Linked DNA regions of Mus musculus: all the other regions are linked to region 1. A link is a loop called in an ENCODE intact Hi-C map of the cell type or tissue named here. Cell type or tissue: heart. All regions are shown on one strand. Links, peaks and the distances in the headings refer to the core of each region. The heading gives the core; the rest is flanking DNA. Region 1 has its middle 19 kb from the start of Gm46963. Region 2 overlaps C87436 (expressed sequence C87436). Region 3 has its middle 11 kb from the start of Asprv1.

Region 1 (10,683 bases), core at 985-8,984:
GTGGGGCTGTTGGTTGGTTGCTGTTGGTGGCTGTTGGTCACAGTTTAAGTAGTCATGCACATAGAAGAAGAAAAAAGAAATTAGATATCCTGATGGCAAAGAGCAAACTTGCCCCAAAGAACTCGACACCTGTAATCAGCAGGAAATAATGTGACGACACATCGACGCCTTTTCTTCCTATTCTTTCTCTACTACTTAGTGTTAAGTGGTTGAAAGGGTGGAAAGGGGATGGAGAAGGGTAGAAGAAAGAAGAACCCACAAAGTAGCCAGAGTACAGTATGAGGGGTTTTATAAGAAAGCAGGCTGAGCAAGCATGAAGAGCAAGCCAGTAAGCAGCACCCCTCCATGGCCTCTGTGTCAGCTCCTGCCTCCAGGTTCCTGCCGAGCTTGAGTTTATCCAGAGGATAAACTATTATATGGAATTGTAAAGTGAAATAAAGTCTCTCTTCCCTCCATGTTGTTCTTGGTAATGATGTTTCATCGCAGTAAGAGTCCCCTAACTAGGACAGAGGGCATTGCCATGGTATGTCACATGACAACTCTGTGGAGTTGGTTCTCTACTTCTACCTTTGCATGGGTCCTGAGAATCAAACTCCAGTTGTCACCAGTCTTGCAGGCAAGCATCTTTACCTGCTAAGCTGTCTTACATCCTTCTGTATGCGCCTTGAGTTCATCCCCTTCAGATGTACAGGAGATAAGGAACCTGGTCTGTATGCAAGGTAAGCTCTAAAACTCTGCCACTGGACAAATACCTAGACCTAACGGGACAGTATTGTGCACTTTAAAATACAGAAAGAGGATGCCTGTCACCTGAAGTTTGTGACCCACCAAACAGAGAGAACTTGGCGTCTTGTGGTGTGCTGAGCACATATGGTATCTTTTTTTTTTCCTTTTCCATTTTTTATTAGGTATTTAGCTCATTTACATTTCCAATGCTATACCAAAAGTCCCCCATACCCACCCACCCCCACTCCCCTACCCACCCACTCCCCCTTTTTGGCCCTGGCGTTCCCCTGTACTGGGGCATATAAAGTTTGCGTGTCCAATGGGCCTCTCTTTCCAGTGATGGCCGACTAGGCCATCTTTTGATACATATGCAGCTAGAGTCAAGAGCTTCGGGGTACTGGTTAGTTCATAATGTTGTTCCACCTGTAGGGTTGCAGATCCCTTTAGCTCCTTGGGTTCTTTCTCTAGCTCCTCCATTGGGAGTCCTGTGATCCATCCATTAGCTGACTGTGAGCATCCACTTCTGTGTTCACATATGGTATCTTTAGACAGGCTGTGGAGACAGCAGGACAGGACATGCACGGCTCCAAACTGTGGGTGCACACAGTAAGTATACAGTGTTTGCTGTATGTCGATTATACCCCAATAAAACTAAAGGCAGTGTAGACTGAGACGATGAAGAGTGGTCCTGCAACCAGACATTTGACGCCACTGAAAGAGACTTCCTTTCCTGTCCCAGGTTCTTGGGTATTTCCAGCACATCTCTCCTCCCATTCACCACTCACAGAAAACAGAAACACACATGAGAAAGAGGTGAGGCAGAAGGCACAGAGAGACTCCCAAGGCCTACGCCTGGTAAGGTAGCCCCCCCCCCCCCCCCCCCGCCAGCTGCCAGCTGAGGGAAAGGCAGGGGAGGCCTGAGTAGGAGGTCAGGCGTCTTATCACCTCACACTTGGTATCTGTCGTGACACGTGACACGGCAGTGAGGTGGGGCAGGAACCTTGCCTGATGGGGGAAGCATTAGTTCACACCTGTACAGAAGAGGATGAGCGGAAGAGGGCCTTCTAACTGTGCCCAGGGGTCCCTCTGCAGGGCATCAGGACTAAGACCTCTTCAAGCCTTTTTTTCTCCTCTCTAGCCTAGAGATCATGTATTAGAAGACTCATTCACTTATCTGCTAATAACATTGTTTCTTATGTGTATATGCCACGTAGATTTTCCCTCTTTCTGATGCTCTTTAGGGTTGGCTGTCGTTATGTTAGTAAGAGACTGGAGAGCAATAAAGAAGCACTGCCCACTGTGGTCTTCCTCGCTGACCCTCTCTCCCCTCCCTCCCCTCTCCTCATCCCCTCTGCACCAGCTCCCTGAAACACCCACCTTCCACTTGAAGACAGTGTGGCTCTAGGTGAGCCACCTCTCCCTGAGTCCTGCCCTCTCCTCACTCCCTCCACACACTTCAGCTGGAGGAATTGCAGCACACAGGTGGAGTCCTGATGCCTACCTATGGCATATCTTGGTCATTCCCCAGACTCATCTCTTGGATGTCTAGAATCCCATCATCCAAGAGATTCAAGGTACATGGTTTTTGAAACTCTGTCTCAAAACAAACACACACACACACAAACTCCAAGACTTAAAATCTGGTCTCACCAGATGTCTGTTGAGTCTTCACAGAGTGAGCCTTTGGTGACAGCGTGGCTAAAAGTGAGATGTCAGAAAAGTAAACACCTACAAGGATCGCAAAGGCTGCTCAAGACCCGGGACAGTGACCGATGATGCAGAAGCAGGTCCCCAAAGCTGTTCGAATGTCACCAAGGACAAAAGCGCCGAGCATGGCTGTGATGGCACAGATACAGAGTGCCCAGACCTTCAGTCTCTCTCTAACCTCAGCAAACCTGCTTGGCGTCCATGTTCTTCAGAGCAACTCTAATCCCCATGGTGAGAATCACTCTGTGTGGGCTCCAGACAGACTCAAGAACCATAGTCACCTAATGAGTTCAAAGCTCCCATCCCTGGGGGCCTCTCCTGGTGGCACAGAAAGGCCTGCTTTGGTTGAGATACTCAGACAAGCCCTCCAAAGTCCCCCTTCCAAAAGGATCCACCCTGCTACACCTACCTGGCACTTAAAGTGTCCCTCTAGATCCATGGTTGTCAACCTTCCTAAGGCTTTAGGACCCTTTAATACAGTTCCTCGAGTTGTGGTAAACCCCGACCATAAAATTATCTTGCAGCTACTTCATAACTAATTTTGCTACTGTTATGAATTGTAAATATCTGTGTTTTCTGATGGACATAGTTGACCCTGTGAAAGAGTCCTTTAGCCCCCAAAGGGGCCATGACCCACAGACTGAGAACTGCTACTTTGGAAAACCATCAATATCCTTAATGTGCAGCAAGGAACGGAAAGGGCTGCTGCCATCTGTAGTCGCACAAGAACAGACTGGAGGTGGTCCTGGGACCCCTGTGTCAGGGACTTTGGGGTGGCAATCCCAAGGGTAAGGGAGTGGAGGGGGGATATGGCAGGGTTAGGGGCTTCTGTCTTGAAGCTGTGCTCTCATAGGCAATTTAGATCACAGTATATCCTTCTCTGGTCTCTGAGAGGCTTGAGGGCTAAACTGGTGAAAGAAGTAACTTTATCTAAAGGAACTCACTTTACAACATCTGCTCCCATGATCAGCCACCTGTGCCTCATGATGGGTAGGTAAGAAAAGGCGAAAAGTTTGAAGTTTACGTAAAATCTAAGGGTATGAAAGTTTCTAAGAAAATGTTTGGGGGTCTAAGAAGGTGTTTTGAGGTTGGTAAGATTTTGAGGTTATGAAGGTTAAGGACATGAAAACCTTAGATGGTGACAAGAGTGAGTTAAGGGACACGGGAGGAAGGAAAATGTTTCCGTTCTCTTCCCCTCGCCGTGCTGCTGTTGTAAACGTAGAATGATTCTCTCTGCCTCTCACAGGTCAGACTACAGATAAATACTGTCAATCAACAGCCTGTTTCCCTCCCACCTGCCTATTCCTGAGGGTGGGATCTATTCCTCTTTCCCTGATCCTGGGACCCACCCATCCTCCTCCTCCAACTCCCAAGATCATAGGTCAAAGAGATTCAAATGTACACCCACAGAAAAAGTTTTCTCCCTAACTCCGTAACTTTATCTTCTGCTCTAACAAACTTATTTGTTCCAGCATTCTGCCAAGTCCAGCTGCTTCTCAGACTCAGAGCCTGCGTCAGGACAGCTCCAAAGCAGTTACCCACAAGGGCTCTGGCCAACCTCAAAGGATGCTTCAACTGGGCCTGCACACCCCTAACCCCTGATGCTCCCACAGCCTGGACATGCTTCCTGGACGTCCAGCTTTTTGCCCCGCCCCCAAAGACACCCCATTGTCAGCAGGAAGGAGTCATAGACATCACATTGCCCCATTAGTCATTTATTATTAACAAAAGGCTGGGATCTTTAGATTTAGACCCAGGACCGGGGGCTGAGGTGCATATTTTACACAGCAAAGCAGACCTGGCCTCCAGGTTCTCCCAGCATCCCTCAGTCCCTACGTGGCACAACCTGCTCCCAACCCTGAACTTTCCAGCCCAGGGGCTGGGCTGCCCTTTACCCAGAGGCCCTTCCCTATATAATCCAGACATTTGGGCATCTCTTCTCCTTCTCTCTGTGTGTACACTCTTTCGCTCTCTTCCCCTCTCTCCTCTCCTTTCTCTCTCCCTTTCCATGTCAACTTTCTTGCCTTGGTCCTTGGGGCCAGTAAATACAAGAGCAGCTTCCCAATGAATGGGGGGGGGGGGAATTAAAAAAAAAAATATGGCTTGAATTGGTTCATTTTACCGGTGGCATCTTTTAAAATTACATCAAAGAGTTAGTTATCTGAGGTAGGGGTGGCTGTGTGGCAGGACAGATAGAGATGTGGGGTGCCAAAGACCCCATCAGCCAGTTCCTGACTCTACTGCAATAAGACAAACCCGCTGACTGAAAAGGACAGAATCCAAACACAGGCCAAGCGTTAATAGGAGGCCTTCCAACTCATGACATTCTGCTGGTCGGAGCTAGGGGATACCCACAGGCAACCAGGGATCCTCCGAAGGGATTTTTGGCAGATGATGCAGGCAGAACAGAGGCATAGCAATCCTGTGCTGTTAGTCTGTCACGTGACACAATCCACGTCCTCCTGTCACATGATCTTTGCCTTCCCCCATCTCCCTTCCCTCCCTTGGCTGTTTTGATTTGATTAAAATAGATGCAAACCGTGGTCCTTTCTATTTTTAACAGCCAACCATTACATAATCCACCCTGTAATCGCTGACTCGAAGCACGACTGGCAACGGCAGAAAATCCCTGGAGTTCGTGACAGGAAGGACTGGCCAGCACAAAAACCTCTGCCAACTGCCAGAGGAGTCATACGGGCCCTGGGAAATCCCTCCCCCACGGCCTTGCAGGAACTGCAGCTCTGGGGGAAGGGAGCCCCGGCAGCCTGGCCGGGAGGAGGAGGTATTGAAATGGGCTCAGACTCTAACCGAAGGTGCTGAAGGGGCGCCTTGCCCAGACACCCGTATACTTGATTTTCTTCCTAATGGAGTCTCCAGAGCCATGAACCAACCTTTCCAAACACTAATTCCTGTCCTCTAACAGCTTCTGAAACATTCCTGCAGGATCGGGAGAATGGACACAGAGCCAGGAAGCTGCGTTGTGGGCACAAAGAGCACCCCCGCCCCCTGCAAAGCTCTGAAGATGCTAGTCTGGAACACCACTCAGCTGGTTAAGCGTTTTGCGGCCCACTAGACAGAGGAGGCGTTCTGTGCTCATTGGCAGTGAGTGCATGTTGGCAGCGTGGCACTGCAGGAGGCACAGAGGGGACAGCCTCTCTCCCTGAATTTGCCAATCTTGGCCCCGTCCTAACCTTGTGAATCCAGAGGGGCAGGGCAGTCTAATCTGTAATAACTCATTTAATCAAATCTGCGGAGTGTCACACACTGGGGGTGTTGGGAGAGAACAGAGAGAAAAGTCTGCTACAATACCATCATACGGGATCGGTGGTGACAAGGAGCTGCTGAGGGCATACAGCAGGGGCAGGCAAAGCTGAGGGGTCAGAGGTCATTCTCAGGCGTTCAGGGTCCTCCCACTTCCTGCTTCCTTGACTCCTGTACTTAACCTTTCCAGGGCTTTCCATATGCAGATTCCCTAGGCTCTGCCCGTGTGTCTAAATGACAGCACTCTAAGCCAAAAAGACCTGCTGAGAAGGCTGCAGCCCAGCCCAGCGAGGACTGTGTACAATTTATACATGAACATTTCTGGCTGATGAAAATCCAAATCAAATGGTCATAAGGAAAAAAAGGGAAGGCAGCTGGGCCCACCTCAGGCGCTCAGCAGACAGCAATCGGCATCTAGATCCCTCTCTCAGCCCAACCTCCCTCTGTGTCTGTTTCATCTTGGACATCTTGGTGCAGAGACGGCCATCTACTATGGACCTTATACTCCACCTTAAGAAATAGGGAATATTTCTCAGTAGTTATAACCAAGACCCAGAAAGCTCTGACTCCCCAGCCACTACGCTCCAACTGACGGGTCACATGTTCTTCAAATAAAATGGAAACTGGGTGTGGTGGCACCTGCTTTTAATTCCGGTACCCAGGGCTGATAGATCTCTGTGAGTCTGAGTTTGGGGCTAGCTTGGACTTACACGGCCAGTTCTAGGCCAGCCAAGGCTATGTAAATAGACCCTGTCTCAAAAAAAAAAAAAAAAAAAAAGGCCACCAAGACCTTCCCTGAGACTGGTCCTCAAATGAGAAACAGAGTTCTTTAACTATGACAGGAGGAAGTACACCAAAAAGCCAAAGCCTACGGGTCTTATAGCTCTCAGAGCCTGGAGTAACAGTCACAGGAAGTGACACCGGAGGCTTAGCAAGATGGCTCAGTAGGTAAAGGCACTTGGCACCAAGCTTGGTGACCTGAGTTTGATCCCCGTAGTAAAGGAGAGAACTGACCCCCAAATGTCCTCTGGCCTCTACCACAAGCATACTGTGGCATGTGTATACCCCAACACAGATACACACAAACACAAAAGAAACATATACATTTAATTTTTTAAAATTCTCCATTAACCAGGTCTTTTTCCCTAAGAATACTTGTCAAGTGTGGCCCAGGCTTGCCCCTTGCTTTACTGCACTCACAGGAGCAGTGATGTCTCCTTAGTCTTCAAGTCCCAAGAACTTACTGCTCTTCTCACCCCTTCACCCCGAGGGCCGTAGCTGGGAAGGCTGCCACTCTGGGTCTTTGGCCAGCATCCTGGGCTTCTGTGTAACTCACAGGGATGGAAGGGTGTGACCAAGACCTTTCTGTGTGGCATCTGAACTAGAACTGGCTTTCTTTGGTCAGAAAGGATTGTTAGCAGGGAAACCTGACTATACATCTGAACACTAGGATGGCAGCAATCGGGTGTGAGCTGCAGGCATGTCCTTGGGCATGTTCTTAAAGCTGATGACCCCTTATCCCAAGTGCATGAGAAGTCCCAATGGCTCCTGCTGGAGTTCTGACTGCCTAGCTCACTTCATAAGAGTGATCTCTCCCCTCTGCACTAAGCAGCCCCAGACTGGGATTCAGCTCTCTTCATGCTTTATCAAAAATAACACACACACACACACACACACACACACACACACAAACTCACACAAAATATCATGTGCTTGGGGCTGGAGAGCTGGCTCAGTAGTTCAGAGCACTTGCTGCTTTTCCAAAGGACCCACATGTGGTCCTCAGCACCCATGTTAGGCAGTTTATAACAGCCTGTAATTCTAGCACTAGGGGTCCTGACACCCTCTTTTGGGCTCTACAGAGGCAGACATTCACATAAATAAAAAAACAGATAGATAGCTAGGAAATAATGGCCCATACCTTTAATCCCAGCACTTTGGAGGTAACAGTAGGCAGCTCTCTCTGAGTTCAAGCCCAGCCTGGTCTACAGAGGGAGTTCTAAGATAGGCAAGGCTACACAGAGAAACCCTGTCTCAAAACAACAATAGATACCAGGGGAAACTGGGAAACATTTGAAATGTAAACAAATAAAATATCCAATTTAATAAAAAAAGAAAGAAAGAAAGAAAGAAAGAAAGAAAGAAAGAAAGAAAGAAAGAAAGAAAGAAAGACGCATTCCCTGGGGCAGTACAGAAACAAAGGGGCTTTATTACACATGGTGTGGTCCCTTCAACCTCTGCTCAAACACCTCAGACCACGTGGCAAGCAGGGCTCTCTCCTCCCCTCGGAAAAGCAGAGTCCCCTCATGGGATCCCGAACTGGCTGCTCTTCATCCTCCTGCCTGGATGGAGTCAGGCCGCTGTGGCCCATCCATGTTAGAGTCTACCCTTGACAGCATCAAGAAGCAGTCTTGAGTCTTCTCACCGGCACCCATGAAGGTAAAGGAACCCCAACAGTGAATGACGGAGCTCCCACCTTCAGCAGCACAACTGGCCCTGGTCAGTTTAAGTGATTTCTTTATCTCTCTAAAGTCTGACACCTTCACACAGACTTACATGCTGACAAAATACCAGTGCACATAAAATAAAAATAAATTAATAATAATAATAGTTTAGTTACCTAAGTCTCTTTAATAAAAAGGGCTTTAGGAGCCAGAGAAGTGGCTCACCTGGTATAAAGGTGCCTGCCACCAAGCCCAGTGACCAAGCCCAGGGTCCACATGGTGGAAGGAGAGAACCCATTTCTGCAAATTGTCCTCTTATACTGACAAAATAAATGAATAAAATATTTTAATTAAATTTAAAAAAAAATAAGGGTTTTAAAACTGAAACTCAATTAGCAGCCAGCCTGAATTAGTTTCACATGTAAAGGCCAGGTGTGGTTTTCCTAGAGTAACAAGCCTCTTGCAGAAAAAGAGAAACTGACAAAACAGGTTTCAGTGTAAAAGCCAACTGAAGCTATCCTGCTGCTGCTGTTGCTGCTGACCACAGCTTTGTCACTGTCCCTTTATCTAAAAGAAGTTGCCCTCCAGTGACTGCGCCCAGTAATCTAGCTCTTCTGTCTCATGGAAATGATCAGATATTTCCAGATTAAAAAAGAAGTTTAAAGTGTATGCGACTTGGGCTGGTGAGATGGCTCAGCGGTTAAGAGCACTGACTGCTCTTCCAGAGGGCCTGAGTTCAAATCCCAGCAACCACATGGTGGCTCACAACCATCCATAATGAGATCTGACGCTCTCTCCTGGTGTGTCTGAGGACAGCTACAGTGTACTTACATATAACAATAAATAAATCTTTAAAAAAAAATATATGTAACTTGTAAAGGTCTAAGGACATAATTTAAGGTGTGTGAACCTAAGTTGTAAAGTTCTGAGGAAGTGATTTAAGGCATGTGAAAAATGAGATTTATAGACCACACACAACACTAAGACTTCAGAGTTCAAAGTTGAACTGATAAGTTATTAGGCCTTGGTAGCAGTTATAATTACCACTGGCTACTAAACCTTTTTTAAAAAAATTATCATAGTCACGGGCTAAAAATTTTAGTCACAGGCTCAACTTTTAAATTCCTTTTGGTTGTTTTCTAAATATAGATTAAACGTGCTCTGGATGAGCTGCAAACATCTCCACGCAATCTCCACCGATCCAGCCATGGACGGACACAGGAGAAATCTGATCCTGCTCCCGCTTCTGGGCCCCCAAGCTCCTCCTCGCTTTTGATCTCTTTCCTCCAGGACACTTCTGTCTCATCTCATACTTCTTCGTGTTGATAATGTCTCAGGCTTTGTCCTTGCTGTGCCTCAGAGGCCCGAGTCTCCCCCAGCTGTCCGGACACATGTTAGCTGCTTTTTCTGGAATGAGGAGTTCGGTGCAGATTTCAGACAGCGGCCGGGCTAATACCTTCCGTCCCCAATCTAACTCCACTCCAGCCGATGTCCACTTGGCTGACAGACACCACCCAGGAGTCAACAGTGACCTGCAACTGCTCCCTGACGGGCTCATCCCCTAGCCTGGGTGGTCCTGCAGAACCCGCAACCCTGGGACACTGCCATAGATCTATGGTGAAGCAGTCCAACCAAGTGAGGAGAACTGGCTTGTAAAGTATGGCGTGCCGAGGCGACGCCAAGGCTCTCCTTTGGTCTCCCTTGGACCCCATCTCTACCTCTCCTCAGCCCACCGGGGCCATTCTTTTCATAATTACAGTCCTCCCTGTCTCTCCAGGTTCCTTAGGTGGCATTACCCAACGGTCAACACACCAGGAGCTGGAGAGAATTCCCACAAGTCTCTCGCCATTACCTGACACCAACCCACCCCAGCCCCACTCCCTTTTCCTCCCCACCTCTGACCTATATTCCAGCCTTCTGAGCCCCCTATGAAAACCCTGGCCAGCTTTGAATGGGTCATCCACAAAAGGCCCAAAGAAACTCCAATACCCAAACTCCAAAAAGCAGTGCCTATGTCTCAAAATGACAGTCTTGGCTCAGCTCGAATTGGGTTATGGTGGGTCGCTCCAAGCCTACAGACTCCTCCAGGCCCTGTTCACAAGCACTTGTTATGCTTTGCACAGTCCACACTAGCTTCCTGGCCCTCCCCGCCCCACCCCCATCCCAGCTCCATTCTTCATTCTCTCTCTCTCTCTCTCTCTCTCTCTCTCTCTCTCTCTCTCTCTCTCTCTCTCTCTGACTGCTTTTCCCTCTCTGCTCTGGCCACTTGCAGATGTCTCTAGCTTTCCTCCCCCTCTGCACCCTCTCTTACCTACAATAAAAACCTTCTACCTCCTCACACAGTGGCCATTCTGCTGCTTTCTCTCCCCCTCACTTTTGCACCCTCACTTAGAGCTCTAGCCCTCCTCAGATGGTGACACACCTTTCATTCCAGCACTCAGGAGCCAGAGACAGGTGGATCTTTGTGAGTTCAAGGCCAGCCTGGTCTAGGTAGCAATTCCAGGGCTACATAGTGAGATCCTGTCTTTAAAAAGAAGGAAAAGTC
Region 2 (10,683 bases), core at 1,257-9,256, 110 kb after region 1:
GCCTGCCTGACTTCCTGAGGCTGTAGTCAGGGTACCTTTGAGGAACTGGAAAATAGTGTGTCCATGGATATGTCACCATATCTATCCATATTGAGTTGAGAGCCAGGAGCTTGGGGCTATGGTTGTATCGCATATATTCAATCTCCCTATCCTGGGCTGGGGAGGTAGCTGAATGGTAGACCATATACAAAGCATGCAGAAGGCCCTGGATTCATTCTCTAGCATTGCAAAGAAAGGCAGAGGTTTCCTGCTGGCTTGAAGATCCTTATTTCAAAGCATCGGGGTTATAAATGTTGATGAATTTGCTTTAAGCTAGCTTGAGCTAAGGATGTGTGAAGCTAAAGATGACCTTGAACTGATCCCTCTCAGTGTGGGGATTAAAAGTGTGTGCTCCTATGTACAGTTTATGGATGATGCAGGGAATCTAACCTAGGGCACTGTATGTGCAAAGCAAGCACTACTGCCAACAGAGTCACATCCCTATCCGCTCTGCTGTTGCCTAGGCTGACCTCAAACTCTGGGTCTCCTGCCCCAGCCTCCAGAGCACTGAGATCAGTTATAAGCTGTCATAAGGGGCTTAAATGAAACCATGGTGGCTGAGAAGTTGGTAGGCTCAAACAGATCTCCAATCCCAGCTACCTGGGCAAGAGCTTGAGGGCTTGTGGTGTGCTGCCCTTTGGTGTAGTCCTGCCCACTAAGAAGGCCCACATCCTGCTTTAAAAGCAGCAAGGAGGGAACCAGCTCCACCTCCTCCTGCTCCATTGTTTGACTTTCTCAACAGCACCTGTCACTGTCTGACATACTGCATCTCATTCTCATATTCTGTGTCCGGTTTCTCCTCACAAGGATAGAAACATTTTGGGAACAAAGCTTTCGTTGCTGTAGCCGATGTCCAGCCCAGGGCCTGACAGTGAAGGCTGCACAAGTACTCAGTGAGGGCCATGTTCCCTCTCCCACTACAGCCGTGTTTTTCCATGGACTTGGCGGCTGAGAGCTCAGATGACCCCAGGCCTGTATCAGTTCCAATGGCAACTTTCCCAGTGTGGTGGTAAAGGTTCCTCTCCACCTCAAGGTACTGTGCTCGTCTGCAACACCTCCCCACCCCCAGCCAGCTTTCCCTCCCTGACCCAGAGAAGTCGGCCTGACCCTTCATCTAGAATTCCCTACTCTCTGCTTTGTGCTGATATCATGTTCCTGAACGTAGCTACAGAGGCCGGCAGTAGATGCTGGTTGCCTTGCACTGGGAGGGAGGCTTCCTGCTTTCCCTCTCTGTCCTTTCCCACAGCTGCCCAGCCAGAGCTGATCTGAAGGGCCCAATATGGCTGAAATACTTTCATGCTGGTCCAAGGTGAGAAAGTATCTACTTAGGCAGTTCACAGAGCTGAGAGTCTGTAAACTAAACACTGGCTGTTGCTAACATACTGAGGACAGTGGACCGGAGCTCCTCTCTCCTGCCACAGGAGCCACCAAGCCAAGGAGATCATCAAATTCAAGTTCCCCAGAAAGAGCTGGTTAGGCCCAGGCAGCACTTACTTCAATTCTTAGGATGACCAAACTCCCTTTAGGTCTTCATGGTTCTTTTTTTAATATTTGTAAAGTGTTGTATGAAGTTTTGCTTGCATTTGTATCTGTGTACCATGCATGCTCCTTATACCTGTAATGTCAGGGTGAAGCAGATGGTTGTTAGTCACCATATGGGTGCTGGGAACTGCACTCAGGTCCTGTAAAGAGTTGCAGATATTACTAACTGCTGAGTCAGCTCTCCAGACTTTTTTTTTTTTTTTTCTACACCAGGGTTCCCAGTAGCACAGGCTGGTTCTGAAGTGCCTAAGTAGCTGGGACAGACCTATGTGGAGAGCTCTTGGGGCCACTCATAGAAATTTGGCAAGTATTTGTCACTGGGTTCAAGGAAGTAGGCTCAGATAAGAATTCACATTTGGGCTGATGCAAAGCTCAAGGTAAACTCAGCCAAGGAAAGTGTGGGATTCCTTTGATTTTGTTCACCCTGATAAGCCCCTGGAAACAGTGACCAAGGGGCTTTGTTTATCTTGTTTGGTTCCCTTGTCTTTGATCTAAGAACTGACCCTATTCTCTGCAAGTACCTAGAATGGTATAAACGCCTCAGCACTGGCTGGAGTCATGTTATAAAGCTGTCTGTCTGTCTCTTTCTTTTCAATCCTCCTTCCCTCCCTTGAGACACTGTTGACTGACAGAGCTGGCTTGGTCAGACCTTGAAGAGTTTGATGCTCTTACCTCTATCTCCTGAATGTTGGGATTACATGCAGGAGGCACCACACAGTTTCTATGATGTTGGGGATGGAACCCAAGGCGTTGAGCATATTGGGCAAGCTTTCCCCCAGCTAAGCTGCATCCCCAGCTCTCCAAGGCAGTTCCTGACACACATGATTAGACTCAGGTCCTGCTCAAACCCTTAGCAGTCTGTTCCCAAGGGCCTGTGCCTACAGGTCCCAACAGCACGATGGCTGACTCAGGATAGGAACCATTGCTTTTCCAGCCAAGGCAGGAGGAAAGGTCTTGTTCTATCTACACAGGTTCTATCAACTAGGCTCAGAAAGTCTCTGGACATGAGACAGAAGCTGCCTGTCAAGAAGCATCTACTTGCAGGGCCGTGGTGGCGCACGCCTTTAATCCCAGCACTTGGGAGGCAGAGGCAGGCGGATTTCTGAGTTCCAGGCCAGCCTGGTCTATAGATACCCAGGGTTACACAGACTGCCTTGACCCCCCCCCCAAAAAAAAAAACCCCAACAACAACAACAAACAAACAAAAAGCAAAAAAAGCATCTACTTAAAAAACTTGGGCTCCAAAGAACTACTACAAAACACCCACACATTCAACTGTCTGCCCCCACACTTCTTCCATTATCTTGACCAGAGGGGAGATCAGGACAGTGCATACCTGTAATTCCAGTCCTAGAAGGCTCAGGCATCCCAAGAGTGAGGCTAGCTTAGGCTATATAGTGAGACCCTATCTTAAAAGACCAGACAATTAGGGCTAAAAAGCTGTGTGTCAACTCAACTTCCAGCCTGTAGCCTTCTCTAGTAAGACCTATGTACAGGATGCTGTGCTCAGAGCATGGAGAACAGGCATTGTGGGTTTGTAGGAATAACAGGTCCAGAAGGGGTGACTACTGCTAGACCCCGATAAATACGCTAATACAGAGTCCTTCTATTATTAGCCCACCCTGCTGAAGGCCATGAAGGAAGGACTGCTTCCCCTCTGGGTTCTTACTTTTTATTATACCTCAAATGCTGTCTTTCATCTGAAGCCCAAGGTAGCCTTGTCCTAATAAACAGGACAGGAGTGACCAAAGGAGACCATGGCGGGCAGGCAGGCAGGCCGGGCGGCCGCAGCATCCCTTACACCCTCCAGGAGGAGCTGGATACTCACTCTGCACAAGGCCCAAACCCTAATAAGAGCTGGAGAAGTAGCCATAGTTCAACTCTGTCCCTACTAAGGGGACAGGGAATCCATTTTTCTCAGCTCAGATGATGGTTCCCAGACCTCAGCTTCTTATTCCATTCTTTCTGGAAGTCAGGGACTGTGGGGCAAAAGGGTACCTCAAGGTCACTCGTCAGTGCTGTGCCGCCAGTGACAAAGAATTAGACTGGTGTTCGGGTAAACTCTGGTACCCACCTTGAGTTCTGAAGCAGGTCCCATTTCTAACCCCTTTGCCACCCAGAGGGCTCGAGGCTTACTGGGGCGGTAAAGAGGAAAATCTTCTATTAACAGTCAGGGAACAGAACACAAAACCTTCCCGGGTTTGGTTAAGGTTAGGGACTACCAAGTCTTTTGAGGTACCATTCCTTTTGTTCCTGAGGTGATTGATGGTGGTTAAAGGAGGCAGAACGTGGCTGCCCTGGAGGAAGGTCTACTGCGGGAAGGAGCCACAGACACCTTGGAGGCCTCAAGAGCTGTGCTAGTGTAAGGTGCGTTGGAGGGGAAAGGAGGGCAGGCTTTCTAAGTCCCTCCTACTATCTCCTCCTTTCTCTCCCACCCCTCCTTCTCGCCTCTCCCCTTAAACAATCCCCTCCCCCAACTCTTCCGGCCTTCCCCTCGTCTCCACACTTCCTTCCTTCCCGGCTCTCCCCTACCCCCTCTCCGCACCCCCTTCCCATCTTCAGCCACTTTCCTCTACCCCCCACCTCTTTTACATCTTCCACCCCTTCCTACTCCCTTCGGCCCTTCTCCCCTACCCATCCCCCTCGTCTCCCTTGTCTCCTCCCCTCCAGCTCGACACTCGGCGGTCGCCACGTCCCCAGCCCCGCCCACGCGAGCTCGCAGGGAACCCCGGTGACGTCACCACCCGCAGCGCCCTCCTTCCCGCGCTCTCCAGAAAGGACGCGAAGGTGGTGACGTGTCCGGAGCGCCAGCGCGGCTGTGCACAAAGCGCGTGACCAACCTGCGGCGCCGCCTGGCGGAAGAACAGTGGCGGTGTGGCTGGAAGCGACGTGCGGCGGCAGCGTGGTGACGTCACCTCGCGGGGCCACGTGACCGCGTGCTGTTCCGGCTTCTCCCCTCTACCGGTGTGGGCAGAAACGTGGCTTCTTTACTTGCTCTACTTGGTCTCCTGAAACTGCCTGGCTGCTTGGTCGCGCTGCGGGTCATGGGAAGTTTGAGGATCATACTCATTCTCTGCCCTTGTCATTAACCGAAATTGTGTCTCAGGATGGGCCAGAAAGCACCATCTTCAGCCACATCAGCAGATCGCATGTGATGCTCTGTGTCATTATGCAGACGTGGAGTTTACGAACTAGTCCAGAGTATCCCGAGTATCCCGAGTCATTCAGGAGCGCAGTCCAGGCCTCAGCCATAGCTGCTGGACCCACACCAAGCCGTAGAAGGGAAGGCAGGAAGGAAGTCACAAATCCTTTTGGGAACCAACCTTGTTATTTGAAAGGCAGTTTTTCACATAGCACTTCGTACAGTGTCAGGGTGCTTCCTAGAAATGCAGGTCTTGGACCTTGCCTTAAAGCTTACAATTCAGATAGACACTTTTGTTGACACGGGGTCTCACCTTGGCTGACCTGGTTCTATGTAGACAAGGTTGCCCTTGAAGGTGTGCACCATAGTGACCAGCTAGAATATACATTTCAACAAGATCCCAGAGTGAGTCCTATAAGTACTGGTTTGACAGATTACTGTGCATCAAGCCCTACCGTGAAAATGGTAATATCAAAGTCACAGGCCTGCCCCAAGTTAAGCCCCAACTGAATGGACAGTTGGCTAGAACTGTCCCAAGGGCTTGTATGGCCTGGCCACACCCCATTTCCACAAGGTGCTTGTCCAGCCTTTACTGTAAACACAAGGCACCCCCCCCCCCCTCCAAGCAGGTTGGAGCTGGGTGTTTCGTCATTTACAATTAAAACAGAGTTATCAGTTATAAGACATTCCTATCAAGGGGCTGGAGAGATAGATGGTACAGCAGTTAGGAGTATTGGCTGCTCTTCCAGGGGACCTAGGTTCCCAGCACCTACATGATGGTTCACAATCCTCCCTAACTTCAGTTGCAGGCGCTCCAACAACCTTTCCTGATTTCCCAAGGCACCAGGCACCCATGTGTTCATATATACATGTTGGCAAAGCATGAGAGAGAGAGAAAAAAAACCCCTGCATATCAAACCAATGTATTTCAAGTTGAAAGAATATATACGTAGAAGTAAACTAAACATAATTTTAGTACTGTGTAGAACTCAATCTGTAGCCCCAGTGAGACTTCAGGAAGAGTAATTCCTAGAACCCAGGGAAAAATGAAGACTCAGTGGGAAAACTGACTGGCATGATAGTGTAAAGGGAAGTCATGGCAGGTGTGTAGAAAATGCTTCCTCCTCTCCTAGAAGGCAAATCTTCACTTCCTCCACCATCTTAGTTCTAGGATGAGTGAACCTAGAACTTTTGAATTTTATCAGCTGCTTTTAAAAAACAAAAAAAAAAAACAGGTTCTCACTTTGTAGTTCTTGCTGTCCTAGAACTCACTGTATAGATCAGGCTGGCCTCAAACTCAGAGATCTGTCTGCCTCTGCCTCCCGAGTGCTCAGCTGCTCTTAATTTTGAATAATAATAATGATAAAATAATAACAATAAATTTAAAAATGCCTTTAATCCCAGAACTTGGGAGGTAGAGGCAGATGAATTTCTTGAGTTCTAGGCCAGCCTGGTCTACTGAGTTCCAGGACAGCCAGGGCTACACAGAGAAACCTTGTTGTGTGGGGTGGGTGGGTGGAGGTGGTGGTGAATATGTGTTGCTGATCCCCTGGCACTGCCTACTTTCCTGTTGACAAGATAAATTCTCCCACAGGTTCTAATTGTAAAATCATGACATCAATGGCACCATTTGGAAAAACTAGTGACACTGTACTTTATTTTGTTATCAGAATAAAGAGTGATTGGAGCTCTTGGGCAGAGAGAGAGGACCCTGCTCGGCCCAGGGCATCGTTAACTTTCCAACACTGTTGGCTAAGATCCAGTGCTGTGACTTTTGGAGAATTACAGAAAAACAAGCTGCAGGTGAATCCATGAGAAGCCAGTGAGCTGGATTTTTGTTGTTTCTTCTAAAACTCTGGTCAGAAATAAGTGCCCGACTTGTATGAAGACTGTACACACAAGGCTATTTACAAGAGTTTCTTCTACAGAACACACATGGATGGGCTGAGTAACTGCATCTTAGCCAAGTGTGGTTCGTTAGCAGGGATCGTATAAGTGCTACTAGGATTTATAGTCCTCAGGGATTGGGATGTGCAAACTCTGCAAAATACTCTTGATTTGCCTCAAGGGAAAGTGATAGTAGTCAGAGGGGCCAGCTCCAAAGGTTGGTCCATGGGTGGCCTTGGGTCCTGGTAGTCAGCCACATGTCCATTCCGGTGGTGACCATACTCAAACTTGATTCGAAGCTCACCAATCTTGGACTGTGGGAGGATATCTGGGATCCACTCAATGATAAAGGGCGTTGGCTCCTTTTGATCTGGGGAAGTGTTACCTACAGAGTGAAAGGGGGAGGCCGGTTAGTATGAGTCAACTTATTCCCTTCTTTGTTTTGGCTTTTATGGTTTTTTAGACAGGGTCTTCACTGGAGCTCAGGATGTACTCATATTTACTGTGTAGTAGATAATAACTCTAGATGTGGCTGGCAAGATGGTTCAATGTAAAGGCACTGGGAACACAAGCCTGGAGACCTGAGTAAAATCTCCTGAACCTACAGAAGGTTGGCCAGAAAGATCCACCTCCCAGTTGTCCTCCGAGCTACGCATTCATGCTGTGGCACACACAACTCCTTTACTATGACAACAGAGTTAAGAACAATTCAGGTTTTACTGGTGTTGAAGGCTAGACTCACAGCTGGATTTGAAATGAAATGACTGCCCTTTGCCAGATAAAATGGAGAGTTTAGCTGGGCACTGCATATGCCAGGGTACCCAGCTCCTGCGATCTGGAGGTGGACTGAGGGTTCAAGTCCATTCTGCAAAGGCAAACAAAACCCAAACAAACAAAACAAAAAATAAAAAGGAAGTCTTGGGGCCTGGAGAGAAGAAGGCTCAGTGGTTAAGAGCACTGGCTGTTCTTTCAGAGGTTCTGAGTTCAAATCCCAGCAACCACATGGTGGCTCACATTCATCTGTAATGGGATCTGATGCCCTCTTCTCTTATGACTGAAGACAGCTACAGTGTACTCATATGCATTAAACAAACAAACAAATAAATCTTTTTTTAAAAGGAAGTCTTTCAGGAGAAAAAGCTTTTTTAAAAAAAAGTCACCTAGGGGCTGGAGAGCTGGCTGAGTGACTGATGAGCAGTGTCTGCTGCTTCTGTAGGACCTGTTTCCCAGCAGCTTCAGTGGCTCTCAACCACTTAACAGCTCCAGCTCCCAGGGAACCATTGATGGCAACTGAGCACACAGAAATACAAACCACCCTTTAAACACAACTAAATGTAAAACAAGCCGGGCGGTGGTGACGCATGCCTTTAATTCCAGCACTTGGGAGGCAGAGGCAGGAGGATTTCTGAGTTCGAGGCCAGCCTGGTCTACAAAGTGAGTTCCAGGACAGCCAGGGTTACACAGAGAAACCCTGTCTTGAAACAAACAAACAAACAAACAACAGAAAAACCAAAACCAAACAAACAAAAATGCAAAACAAAGAGAAAGAAAGACAAAATACCCTGACAGTAATGCATATATAGTCTTTACTCTTGATTTTATTCCCAAACAGGCGGCCTTTCTTAGCCCCATCCCTTCACTCTGTCAGCTATTCCCTTCTCACAGTGGTCAGGAAGGAAGCACTCCCAAGATGAACCTGAGGTTTGTGACATGGGGCTGCAGAGTTGTGTGTGTCAAGGTACTGTCCGGCTCATTTGGCAGACATTACAGCTTCCATTTCAAGATACAGAGCTGCTAGGACTTCACTTAAATGTCAGTGAAAATAGAAAATTCCGGAAGCTCAACTGATGACTGAAAAAGCATGGTTGAAGCTGACTAACAAAGTCAGAACTCTCAGGAAGATGCAGTTTGCGTGAGGACAGCTATAGAAGAACATAGAAATCCACATGCTTGGAATCTGAGTTCTGTAAACCCCCTGTACTGGCTGGTTTTGTGTGTCAACCTGACACAAGCTGGAGTTATCACCGAGAAAGGAGCCTCCCTTGAGGAAATGCCTCATAAGATCTGGCTGTAAGGCATTTTCCCAATTAGTGATCAAGGGGGAAGGGCCCATTGTGGATGGTGCCATCCCTGGGCTGGTAGTCCTGGGTTCTATAAAAAAGCAAGCTGAGCAACCAGGGGAAGCAATCCAGAAAGTAACATCCCACCGTGGCCTCTGCATCAGCTCCTGCTTCCTGACCTGCTTGAGTTCCAGTCCTGATTTACTGTGGTGATGAACAGCAGTATGGAAGTATAAGCTGAATAAATCCTTTCCTCCCCAACTTGCTTCTTGGTCATGATGTTTGTTCAGGAATAGAAACAACCACATGGTGCGCCACCACGCCCCGCTTGTTGCACATTCTTAACAGAGGTTTTCCAAAATTCTAATGCAGAACATTTATTCTCTTCAGCTTTAACTAAGAAACCAAGACTGGGCTTAGTAGCCCATGCCTGTAATCCAGCACTTTTTGGATGCCGAGGCAGGTGAATCTCTGTGAGCTGGAGGCTAGCCTGGCCTACATAGCAAGTTCTAGGCCAGGGTTACACAGTGAGACCCTGTCACAAGCAATGCTGAAAAAGAAACAAACAGAAGAGGGCCAACAAGGTGCTTTAGGGGCTAAGGGCACTTTCAGGGAGCCCTTGGTGGTAGGAGAGAAGCAACTTTTGTGAGCTGTCCTCTATCCATGTCCCACAGTACTCTCTATCCCATGTCCCACAGTACTCTCTATCCCATGTCCCACAGTACTCTCTATCCCATCCCCACATATATTAAATGCAAGGAAAGTAAATTAGAAACAAGTGCCTGGTATTAACTGCCCGGGTGGAACCTGTACCAACCAGAGAATAAGTAGCCCTGATGGGGTTGAAAAAGGAAAGAAGTAGGGGAATGAAAGGAAGAACAGGGCACTGCTGTAACTTCAGAAGAGAACTTCAGGGGCCAGTGAGGTGGCTAGGTTAAAGGCACTTGCTTCCAAGCCGAATGACCTGACCCTCATGGTGCAAGGAGAACCAACTCCCACAGATTGCCCTCTGACCTCTCTCTACATGCCCACTGTGAAACGCACAGCCCTCCCCCACTGCTGGCTTTGATACAGAGCAGCATAACCAGTGACAGCAGGCAGCACTGGGGAGGGAGATTGGCAAGAGGGGTGACACAGACATAAAGTCAAATCTGCAAGGTTCCATGGTACAGCCCAAACCCCACCCACCATGCACTGCAGTACTGGCTGAAGAGGACACAACCTAATGGTGTTTCCTATCAGGAACAAAAACACAAGGAAGCATGTTTTATTTTTGAGACAGGGTTTTGGTAACCTTGGTTGCCTGGAACTCACAAGTCTGCCTGCCTCTGCCATCTGAATGCATCTGATTAAAAGCAAGTCCCACCTCATCTGACTTAGTAAAAGTGTCTTATATCATATATAAAACACCAACCAATAATGATCTGGAAGAAAACAGAAGATGGTTGGCAATATTAATAACATACACAAGAATAAACTTCAGAGGATCAAACATTTACGTGTGATAAAATATGCAGACTAGCTCTTCCTTTTATCTACAATAAACCTCCTTCACGTTACTTAGGAGCAGTAAGGACCGTCCTTTTTTCTTTTTTTTTAGATTTATTTATGTATATGAGTACACTGTAGCTGTCTTCAGACACACCAGAAGAGGGCACCAAATTTCATTACAAGTGGTTGTGAGCCACTGTGTGGTTGCTGGGAAATGAACTCAGGACCTCTAGAAGAGCAATCAGTGCTTTTAACCTCTGAGCCATCTCTCTAGCTACCACCCTCCCCCACTCACCGCATCTCCCCCTCTCCATTCAGTCTACACAGTGAGTTTCAGACCAGCCAGGGCTACACAGTAAGATGGGGGAGGGTGTTACATAGCAGTACTTGTGATACTTCTGGGGGGAGGGCAGGCTGCAGGGGGGGATGGTTTACTAATTCTTTCATGATCTCTTCAAAACACACACACATTCCTCTGCTGTCTAGAAATCACCAGCTCGAAAGGGACGAACATGCTTTTCA
Region 3 (10,683 bases), core at 1,012-9,011, 54 kb before region 1:
TACGAGGGCTTGCTGGCAATGGGACCCCAGGGCAGGGGGAACACATGTCTATTCAAACCAGCTTTGCCATCAGCTTCCACGGGCCTTAGAGTCCCCATTCGCAAGCACTACCTTGGTCTGTTCTGAGATATCACTGTGGCCCTTCTGAGGAAACTTCTGGAAGGCTGTCCCTTGTCTATTGCTCCAATAGCTAAGAGTTCACAGTGGGCTCTCCCAGAGTGAACAGGTGCCGATCCACACTGCCCACCCACGATTCTGCTGCTCCATGGGTGGTCATTGGGGAAACTGAGGCAGATGACTGGCTGAGTTTGAAGGAACGGTGTGCATGAAGCCAAGAGAAAAGAATCCTGAGATATTGGCCACATTGGCTCTGTCCCCCGGGGAGAACAGGAGAACCAGACTGGTAGACTGGTAGAAGGCTCCCCAGAGCAGGGCCCCTGGCAGACACAGAGCAGGGAGCAAGTGGTCCCTGGACTGACCAATCCAAAGAGTCGAAAGGGCCAGAGCCAGCACAGAAGCCAAGGCCTCACCAGGGCTGTGGACAGAAATGGATTGGATGGGTGTGTGACCTCCCCTTGTGCAGAGGGGAGGGTGACAATGGAGACTGTGAACTGTCAGGGACACTAGGAAGGGACAGTCTGAGGTATGACACTACCCCAGGCTGAACAACACAGCCATGCACAGAGGCCAAGGTGGATGGGAGTCTTAACACGTGCCTGCTGGAAAGCTCATGTGGGGAAAAGCGGGACACTGAGGGACTGTCACCTCACCTCCACCATAGTCCCATTCTGAAAGATGGGTGTTGCACTGAATCGAGCCAATCTGACCTCAGGCACAATACAATCAGACAGGCCAAGGGAGCAAGAGACCCTCAGGACCTAGATCTCAGACATAAAAACCAGGTCTGTATGACAGTCAAGTACACAGACTTCCAGGCCCCAAGACCTGCTCTGCCTTCCCCACTGGGGACCTGGGCCAGGAGTCTTGAGTGCTGGACTCGACTGTAATGAGGGAGTAATAGCCAGCTCTTTTCAGACACTTGGGTTATGCAAGCTGAAGTAGGCCAGGGCCTCATCTCTGAGCCTCCAGACAGACAGTACCACGCAGGTGAGCCATGTGACCCCGGCCAAGCACAATCTGAACGTGGCCACATACGTACACCACTTCAGGTTCAGGGATATGCTGTTTTCATTTGAGGTGCTAGAGAATTAAGCCTGGAGCCTCACGCATGCTGAGCAAACCCTCTCCCACAAAGCCATCCCCAGCCCACTTGAATTTTCAGAAACGGACTATGTCAAACCTGGGTGAGAAATAGAATGGAGGGGAAATTATATGGTGCGTGTGTGCGTGTGTGTGTGTGTGTGTGTGTGTGTGTGTATGTGTATGTGTGTGTGTGTGTGTGTATGTATGGGTTGGAGGGGTGTTCAAATACACCATTGTGACTCTGCCATTTAGGTGACAGTGAACAGAAGATGGTTGGTTAAACTGATAAGGAGTGGACGAGAGGGTGACTGGGGACAGACCTTGGGCACTGGCTGTGGGGAGGGGAACGGTGTCAGGTGAGACCTCACCTCTGAGACTTTCAGAAAGGCAAAAGGAGTCTCTCTCCACCAGAAGCCAGGCAGTGTAGCACACTGGTGGTGGGGTGAGGACAAAGGCCTTCTCAGAAGCCCACACTGGGTGGCCCCAGGTTGGACGACTGCACCAGCAGGGCCCTGTCTCACCCTGTCTCAGGAAACGCCTACTCGGGCTGCATCTCTAGGTGGACTTTCAGTGAAGTCTCTTCAGCCCAGGGATGTGCGGCTGCAGGGGCAGAGATGATGAAGAACTGCAGGCCTTAGCTCAGCCAAGTGCAAACGGAGATGAGAGGGAACATCATCATGGGACCCAGAGGGAGCAGCTATGGACAAAGGTGAGCTGGCCAGAGCCTGAGGAAGAAGAGAAAGGTGCTCTCTCGGTCCTTCCCTCAGGTCCCTCAGGGTTGGGCCAGGACTCTGTGTAGAAATGCTGGAGCGTCCCCTGAAGAACTGACTGAGGTGTGAGAAGCTGATTCAGGAAGCAGATCTTTCTCCTCCTGCTTGGCCAGATGCACACCTGTCCTTCAGGAATTGCCTGAGGCCCTGTAATGTGAATACTTTCCCCCCATCTTTTCTCGGATCTTAATTCTTATTTTGAATTTTCCCATTTAATATATTAATATAACACATATATTTTAATATATTAATTTTAATTTTTGTTTTCAGTTTTTCGAGACAGGGTTTCCTGACTGTCCTGGAACTCACTCTGTAGACCAGGCTGGCCTCAAACTCAGAAATCGGTCTGCCTCTGCCTCCCATGTGCTGGGATTAAAGGCGCAGGCCACCACTGCCCAGCTTAAATTTATTTTTATTTAATTAGGTTTTTGGAGACAGACAGAATGTCACTATAGTCTTGGAACTCAGGATACAGACCTGGTTGCCCTCAACCTCACAGAGACCTGCCTGTCTCTGCTTTCCTGTTTCTGCTGGGGTTAAAGGCTTACCAGGCTCAAGATATGTAATTTTTGAGTTATTTTAGATCTACCCTTGTGGAGACCAAGGATCGCTGTGTGAACGAGAGAGCTGTGGTCTCTCTCTTTTTACTAAGCTAAGGATTGTGACGCTGATAACATGACTCAGTCGGGGTCACGTGTCTGGCGAGTGAGACCTTTTGTTGCTTTGTTTCAGTTGTGGAAGGGAGCTGCCCAGGAAAGAAACTCTGGTTCGGCAGTAAGGCTGGGAGCTCCCGGGGGTCCTGGGAGTTCCTGGGGGGTCCTGGAGGGTGGATTCCCAGAGAGACTAGGAATGTGGCTAAGTTGGCCAGAGAGACAGAGCCACTTGTCAGAAGCAAAAAGGAACAACCCGTCACCCCACCCCAGGAGCTGCACGATGCCTCCCTGGGCTGCAGGCCAGTCAGTGGAGTCCTGTCTTAGAGCCAGCCTTGGCTCTGCTGTTAGAAGTGTTAGAAAGTCACTTACAAGGCATGTGTGGTGGCATACACCTGTAATCCCAGCACTTGGGATGTGGAAGCTGGACCGTCAGGAGTTCAAGGCCAGCCTCAGCTACATTATGAATTAAAGGCAAACTTGGGCTGCACATCTCAAATAGCGAGGGAAAAGAAGGCAGTGTCAACACTTCTTCACGTCCGTTGCCTGGGAGGCAGGCATCTTCAGGAAAGGCCACAAGTGGGCTCCTGCTCCAGCCCTGCCATGATCAATATCACCTTGGAAACGGGGTACACCTTCCCATATCAGCTACCCCAGGGAGGCCAGGTCACACCTCCAAAACCCCAAAGCCCCAGGAGCCAAAGGTTGTATGCTTTTCTCACTGTGTGTGCACACCTGTGCCCGGGGGAGCCAGAGGTTCACGTCAGGTGTCTTCAATTGCTGTCCACCATGGGAGGTAGGGGTGTGGGGGTAAGGACGGTGTACATGTTCACATGTGTGTGTCTGCAACTATGCATGCATGTGTGTTCTCGTGTGCTTGGAGGCCAGAGATACTTTTCTGATGTCTGTGAAAGGGTTTCTCGAGGAACCTGGAGCTCACGCGCCCATTGGCTTGGTTAGCTTGCCAGCAACCCTGGGAGTTCCCTTGGCCTCTGACTCACCTGCGCTGCGGGTGTTAACGCTGCCTGAATGTTTTCTGGGTTCTGGGAATCTGAGCTTACCCCCTAGTGCTCACATAGCAGACAAGAACTTTAGCAACTGAACCATCTCCAACCTCTTACAAAGTTCTTGACAGAACACAGTGAGGGAACCTTAGACAAGACCAGAGGAGACCCCTGTGGCATATGGGAGGAGAGACAGAGAGAGAGAGAGAGAGACAGACAGACAGACAGACAGAGAGACAGGCAGAGACAGACAGAGAGACAGGCAGAGACAGAGAGAGAGAGACAGAGACAGACAGACAGACAGAGACAGAGAGAGGCACAGACAGACAGACAGAGACAGAGAGAGAGAGACAGAGAGACAGACAGACAGAGACAGAGAGAGAAACAGAGACAGACAGACAGAGAGACAGACAGACAGACAGACAGAGAGACAGAGAGAGACAGAGAGAGAGAGTCTGCTGTGTGTTGCAAGTTCAGTGCCCATCTCCAGGGAGAGAAGGAGTGGAGCCCTTGACTATAGGAAGAGACTGGCATGAGGGTGCTGGCCATGAGCCTGGCCCCTAGGCTACGAGTCACAGCTTAAGACCAAATGATCTTTCCTGAAGCCTCTTGCTGGCCTCTTGACTCTGCCTGGGCTTGTCTACTGTCTGGGGTTCTTCAGACCAGGCCTCAGATCTTATTGTCTCCATTTCTAAGCCTCCCAGAGGCTTAGAGTGTCGTTCCCTTGGCAGAGCAGCCAGTGTCTTCAGAGGCAGGTAGCCACCACACTTCTTCCAGGCCCCTTCGTCCCCTCTCCATCCTCTTCCTGGAATTTCCAGCGAGCCTCACCACAGGACCTTTGCACAGCCGCCTCCTCTCCTCCCTCATTTTATTTGAATGCCAGTACAATTGTCAACTCACGGTCTTCCTGGCCTGCCCATCACTCTGTCTGCTCTCCCCATACTCTGAGTCATGCTTCTCTCTTATCTTCACAGGGCAGCTTGCGTTTTTCTCAAGGGACTATTCCAGCAAGGCTCTGATCACAGAAGGGATGCCCCAGAGGCTCTGCCCAGCACCCAGAACAAAGCCTGGTGCCCAGGCCGTGCCCGGCAACACTGCCCTCAGAAGAGACCTCAGGCTCAGCCCTGAGATAGGCCATAGTCTCCATGACCATGTGACCCAAACAATGAGAGTGAGGCTTTTACTAAAAAGTAAATACTTGCTTGGCATGGTGCATACCTGGGATCCCAGAACTCAGGAAGCTGAGGCAGGAGAGTGGCCCAAAAGTCTGAGGACAGCTGGGCGGTGGGGAGGGTGCAGATCTAAAAGTTAACATTTAGTGTGATGCCGCGTGCATACATAAAGGAAGATACAGCAGTGTGGAGAACCGAGACTGCAGCCTCCTGAGGCCGTCAGTGCCCTGCCCACGAGAACTCCCACCAGCCTGCAGGACACGCAGGCTCACCAGAGAGCGGCTATCATTTCTTGCCTCGCTGTTTTGCCTCCTGAGGTTGCAGCTCTATGCACTGTGGTTTAATTTTGCATAATTCTTTTGGGAAATTGTGTAAGTGGAGTCACTGTGTCCACTGTGTCTAGCTCCTTCCACTTAGCACGTGAGCTTTGTCTGTGTCACAGGTGGTTGGGGACACAATCCTTCTCACTGGTCTGAAACAGCAAAGTAGTGGAAACCACCTAAGTGTCCCCAACGGGAGGGTGGGTTAAGGGGTGAGCTTCAAAAACAGAAAGCGACATAGTGTTTTTTATGAAGAAGAACAGAACAAAGAGGGGAGGGAGGAGGGAAGTAGAGGGAGGGAGGGAGAGAGGGAGGAAGGGAGGGAGGGAGGGAGGGAGGGGAAGAGGAAGGAAGGGAGGGAGGGAGGGGAAGAGGAAGGAAGAGAGGGAGGGAGGGAGGGAGGGAGGGAGAGAGGGAGGGAAGGAGAGAGAGAGGGAAGGAGAGAGAAAAGAAGGGAGGGAGGAAGAAAAAGAAGGGAGGGAGGGAGGAAGAAAAGAAGGGAGGGTGGGAGGAAGAAAAGAAGGGAGGGAGGGAGGGAGGGAGGGAGAAATAGAGGGGGGAAGGAGGGAAAAACAGAGGGAGAGGGGAAGGAGGAAGGGAAAGCAGGTAGGCAGGCTGACTGGGTGTGTTGCAATCCTATCACCAAAGCAGAAGAATTGGGAGTTAAGGCCAGCCTGGTCTATACAGTAGTAAGTTCCAGGACAGCCTGAGTTACATAGTGAGACCCTATCTAGAAAGAAGGAAAGAAAAGACAGACCAAATGAACAGACAGACAATGTTTACAGAGGAGAAGGGGAATTGCCATGTCTGACCTACAGAGGGTGCATGGATACACGGCTCCTCACAAGCTTACCCATTGCTTTTATTTATTTGAGACAGGGTCTCACTCTGACGGTCAGGCTAGCAATAGATTCATAGCTATCCTCCTGCCACAGCCTCCAAATGCTAGGAATTTTTTTTTTTTAGGAATTTTTTTCTTAATGCTTCTTTTTATTTCTTTTTTTTCTTTTTCTTCTTCTTTTTTTTTTTTTTCCTTTTTTTTTTTTTTGGACTGGCTCGGTTTTTTCTAGTTTCCCTGTGATGAGCACTTATGGCTTCAATCATTGAAAACAAAGAAACAACAACAAAAAACCCACTAAAAAGAATTTAAACCTTTAAAGAATTAACATGGAAATAAAAAGAAGCCATTAAAGGAAAAGATTTGGAATTTGGGGACAATACTAGGGATTTTCCCCCTATGGGTTGATTTTTAAAGCCAGTTATGTCTCCTCTGCTTGTTTGGTTTGTTGGGATTTTTTTTTCTATTTTCATAAGTTAATTAGAAGCAAATGTTTCCAGCCACAGTTAACATGCATCTGAGATTTACTGGCCCAGGCCTGTCTGTGGCCTGAAGCAAGCGGCCTGAGCTCTTGCCTCTTTACTCTCACTGTCCACGTGTCCAGCTGACTGGCTTGAAGGCTGTGGGGTCCTTCACATCTGAGCAATACCAATCACAATAGCCCCTGCTGTATTAGTTTCCCCAGTTGTTGGTGTGTGTGTGTGTGTGTGTGTGTGTGTGTGTGTGTGTGTGTGTGTGTGTAAAACATCTCTGGAGATGTTTTTGTGAGAATAGAAACATTCTCCAGCCAGCATATCCACTGCTGTGGTTAGGAGCCACCATTGCCAGGACCTCGCCACCTGTAAATGGCCCCCTGAGTGCTCTTCCACAACAGTTCTGCCCACTGCCTGCCAGCCTTTCAGCCTGAACCTGGGCCAGCACAGTCTCCATCAGACAGCCTCCCCCATCAGACAGCCTCCCCCATCAGACAGCCTCCCCCATCAGAAGCCTCTTCCATCAGACTGCCATTCCTATCAGAAGCCTTCTCATCAGACAGCCTCCTCATCAGACAGCCACCCCTGAGAAGGTTTCCCTCATCAAATAGCTTCTTTCATTATCCTGTCTCTCCCAACAGACTATCTGCCCAAGCAGATGACCTCCTCCATCAGGCCTTGTCTAGTCTTTCCTGAGTGTCTGGACTGTACAGTGGAATGGGATAGCAAAGATGACGAGCTAATGCTGCCTCTGCCCTTGTTTGATGATTCTTCAGTGGGGCAGCAGCAGGGCCTTGATGGGTTCTTTATCTATTGTGCCAAAAGCCAGTGCTGGCTTTAAGATAAAGTCACTTTCCTTCCCCTCTCGAATAAACTCGAGGCTGAGGGCAGGACCTTTGCCCCCCTCATCTCAGTGTTCTAGCTCTCTTCTTCATCCCTTCCCCTACCCTACCCATCTTACTACTTCCTGGGTCACTTACTGCTGACATCTGCACTTATGGTATGAGCTCTGTTTTTATTTATGCCAAAAAAAAATCTGAAATGATTTACAACACCGGTTTTGTTTGAATGTTGTCTACCTCCACGGCCACCTGGAATGTCCTCAAAGGACACAGGAGGCCCGCCTCACTGGTCTCTGCCCTCCTCCAGTAACCTCTCACACCTCTCAGTTGGTCGAAACCTGGCTGGTCCTTGTAAAAGTCTATTCTAAGGAGCCGCAGGCAGGCAATGTGGCCCTTGCTGGTCCCCAACTCCCACACAAACATGGGGAGTCTCACAAGGCCTGCTGCTTCCCCTCTGACCCAACTCCCTGAGGGCAGATTAAATGAGTGACAGTCACAGTGGCCCCCTCAAAATCTGGCCAGGAAGGTCTAACCCAAGGCTGCTTGGCACCAGTGGATTTGCCTGATTCTGCCATCTCTGTGGTGGCAGGGGACCAGCCAGGCCAGGCCAGGTCACTCTCTGGAGCACCCACTGGGAGGAGAAGCACTTGTGCCCTTTGGTCTGGCTCCAGTAGTCTCAGGCTTCTGATAAGGGACCTCTGGGAGTTGGCCCTGAAGCAAGCTCTGTGCACGTGAGGCCAAGCTCCTGTCTCGTGACTGCATTCAGAGTTTGTCACCCCACCTTGGGTTTGCTGCCCAGGGCCACCCATGCCCTGAGGCACCAAGGAAGTGAAATTAATTGCTTCTGGGTCGGTTTTTCATAGACTGAGGCGAGCAATCTGGAAACTCCTGTCAGTATTTCAGAGTTGAGCAGATTAACCTGGAACCTGGTCCCTCCCTGTGAGCAGAAGAATTTACAAAGACAGAAAGGAAAGAGTTAGAAAGATGGACGACACTGGAGATAACTGCACTGGGTCAATGGGAACCCATAGTCCTGATAGATACAGAAAGAAATACAGAACTATACCGTGGGAGGGGCTAGAACAGTGGCTCAATGGTCAGCACAACTTGCTGCTCTTGCAAAGGACCCTGGTTCAGTTCCCAGCACTTGTGACAGGTGGCTTTTAACCAATAGGAGCTCTCTGGGGGATCGAATACCCTCTTCTGCCTCCTTGGGAATATATACATTTGTGCACATGCCCACATGAAGACACAAATACACACAGTTAATAATATTTTTTGTTTTCTTGTTTATTTATTTATTTATTACATCCTGATCACAAACCCCACTCCCTCCTCTCCTCCCAGTCCCACCCTTACAAATCCCCCCCATTACCCCCTCCTTCTCCTCAGAGAAAGGGAGGTCCCCCTTGGGTACCACCCCACCCTGGGACATCCAGTCACAGCAGGACTAAGCACATCCTCTCCCACTTCCCTGGTGACGCAGTCCAGTTGGGGAAGGGGATCCAATGGCACGCAACAGAGACAGCTTCCCCTCCAATTGTTAGGGGATCCACATGAAAACCGAGATGCAGACACCCACAGGCAGACATCAGATGGAGCTTGGGGAGTCTTGTGGAAGAGTTGGGCATAGCATTGAGCAGGCTGGGGCATCAAGGACACCACAAGAAGACCTATGGAGTCAACTAACCTGGGTCCATGGCAGCTCACAGAGCCTGAGCCACCAACCAGAGCATGCAGGGGCTGGACCCAGCCCTCCTACACATTTGGAGGAGATGTTCTTTCTGGTTTTTTTTTTTCTTTTGAAAGAGTGTTTCTCTGTGTAGCCTTAGCTGTTCTGGAACTCACATTGTAGACCAGGCTGCCCTTAAACTCAGAGATCTACCTGCCTCTGCCTCCTGAGTGCTGGGATTAAAGATGGGCTTGGCTAATCATAATAATTCCTAATCAATAAATATGCTATGTGAGTTATATGTTTTTCTTTGGCTTTGACCACTAAGAAAACCTAGGGTTAGTGTGTAAGGCAAAGAGGAAGTGATCCTAGATTCTGGCGTCTGAATACCAGACCCTAAGGAAGGAGCAAAGCCTTTTCGGAAAAAAATATGCTAGGCAAGGACAGAACCTGGAACACCTTGTACTGAAAAATAAGGACTCTGATTTTTGTTTTTGAAGCAGTGTCTCATATATCAAAGGCTAACCTTGAACTCACTAACATATAGACGATGACCTTGAACTTCTGACCCTCCTACTTCTACCTACTAAGTGTTAGGATTATAGAAGTACCCTGCCTTGTCCTCTGTTAGGCAGTGCTGGAGATCGAACCCAGAGCTTTGTGCGTGCTAGACGAGAATGCTACCAACTGAGCCACATCTCCAGGACCTTTCTTGTCATTGTTGTTTGTGTATGTACTTTTTTGTACTGTTTGAAGCTCTCAGACAATTTTATTAATGTTTAAAAGAAAAACCACTCCAAAGCAGGCAAATCGTATGTCTCAGCAGCTGACCTGAGAAGAGAGATGGAGAGAGGAAAAAGGAAAGGCTGTGTTTGGGAGTTAAGCTGGCATGGAGGTCACGTTATAGAAAGCGTGCTCTGGCCAGCATCTGAAAGAAAATGACAGAAGAGCAGAGGGCTGTGGGCAAGGGTATATGTGTATGTGATTATTTGTATATGCTTGGCCCAGGGAGTGGTACTATTTGGGGGTGTGGCTTTATTGGAATCGGTGTGTCACTGTGGGCATGGACTTTAAGACCCTACTCCTAGCTGCCTTGAAGCAAGTATTCTGCTAGCAGCCTTCAAATGAAGATGTAGAACTCTCAGCTCTGCCTGCATCATGCCTGACTCCCACTTGATAATGACGGACTGAACCCCTGAATCTGTAAGGCCAGCCCCAATTAAATGTTGTCCTTTACAAGACTTAGCTTGGTCATGGTGTCTGTTCACAGCAGTAAACCCTAACTAAGACACTGTATAACTAGTACTATGCAAAATGGGCAAGCCCACACAGAGACTCTCATGGTAACTCTGGGACAACTGCTTGCCTTTTTATTTAAAAAAAAAAAAAAAAGTCTTGCTATGTAGTCCCAGCTGACCACAAAGACATCCTCCTGCCCCTGCCTCACCATGTAGGATTATAGCTGTGTTACCAACATCCAAGAGGGCTCCAATTGCAATTGGAAAATGTTCCAAGAAGACAGAAGCCAATTTGGAGAGAACCCCCAGCCAAATTTGAAACAACTGAGACATCAAAATCAACAGGGATACCTCCTAAGGATAAGTCCAGGTCAGACAGGTGCAGCTGAACAATGCAATGGAAGGGACCCGTGAGTGAATCTGTCAGTGGGGAAACCCTGTGCCAGCAGGAAAAGGAGGACAGAGCTGGAAAATCCCCACTGGGACGTCCTCACAGAAAGT

Evidence for each region. Hi-C counts contacts between places; a loop is a spot of excess contacts. Peaks named below come from ENCODE experiments on the same cell type or tissue, not always from the same donor. Only the 100,000 strongest peaks of a DNase experiment are listed, where the experiment ranks them.
Region 2: it touches region 1 in a loop (9-fold over the local background); 4 of 42 quality-filtered maps call a loop at or near these places.
Region 3: it touches region 1 in a loop (1.9-fold over the local background); 6 of 42 quality-filtered maps call a loop at or near these places.

What each region holds. Positions count from the first base shown.
Region 1 is chr6:86,579,659-86,590,341 of GRCm38, reverse strand. No RefSeq gene overlaps it. Among named protein-coding and RNA genes, the nearest start is that of Gm46963, 19 kb to the left of the region's middle. In heart, for the core only: a CTCF peak has its summit at 5,058; DNase peaks (open chromatin) are centred at 4,051, 4,971 and 5,521; H3K4me3 peaks cover 1,261 bases; H3K27ac peaks cover 2,354 bases.
Region 2 is chr6:86,466,058-86,476,740 of GRCm38, reverse strand. C87436 (expressed sequence C87436) reads right to left here. Exons shown (of 10, transcript NM_001364557.1): 10 at 6,353-6,995. The coding sequence ends at 6,787. A430078I02Rik (RIKEN cDNA A430078I02 gene) reads left to right here. Exons shown (of 3, transcript NR_131126.1): 2 at 3,840-3,948; 3 at 4,252-6,464. Among named protein-coding and RNA genes, the nearest start is that of A430078I02Rik, 9.4 kb to the left of the region's middle. In heart, for the core only: a CTCF peak has its summit at 3,396; DNase peaks (open chromatin) are centred at 2,480, 3,390, 4,340 and 5,180; H3K4me3 peaks cover 2,141 bases; H3K27ac peaks cover 3,609 bases.
Region 3 is chr6:86,633,895-86,644,577 of GRCm38, reverse strand. No RefSeq gene overlaps it. Among named protein-coding and RNA genes, the nearest start is that of Asprv1, 11 kb to the right of the region's middle. In heart, for the core only: a CTCF peak has its summit at 5,940; a DNase peak (open chromatin) is centred at 7,917; H3K27ac peaks cover 2,512 bases.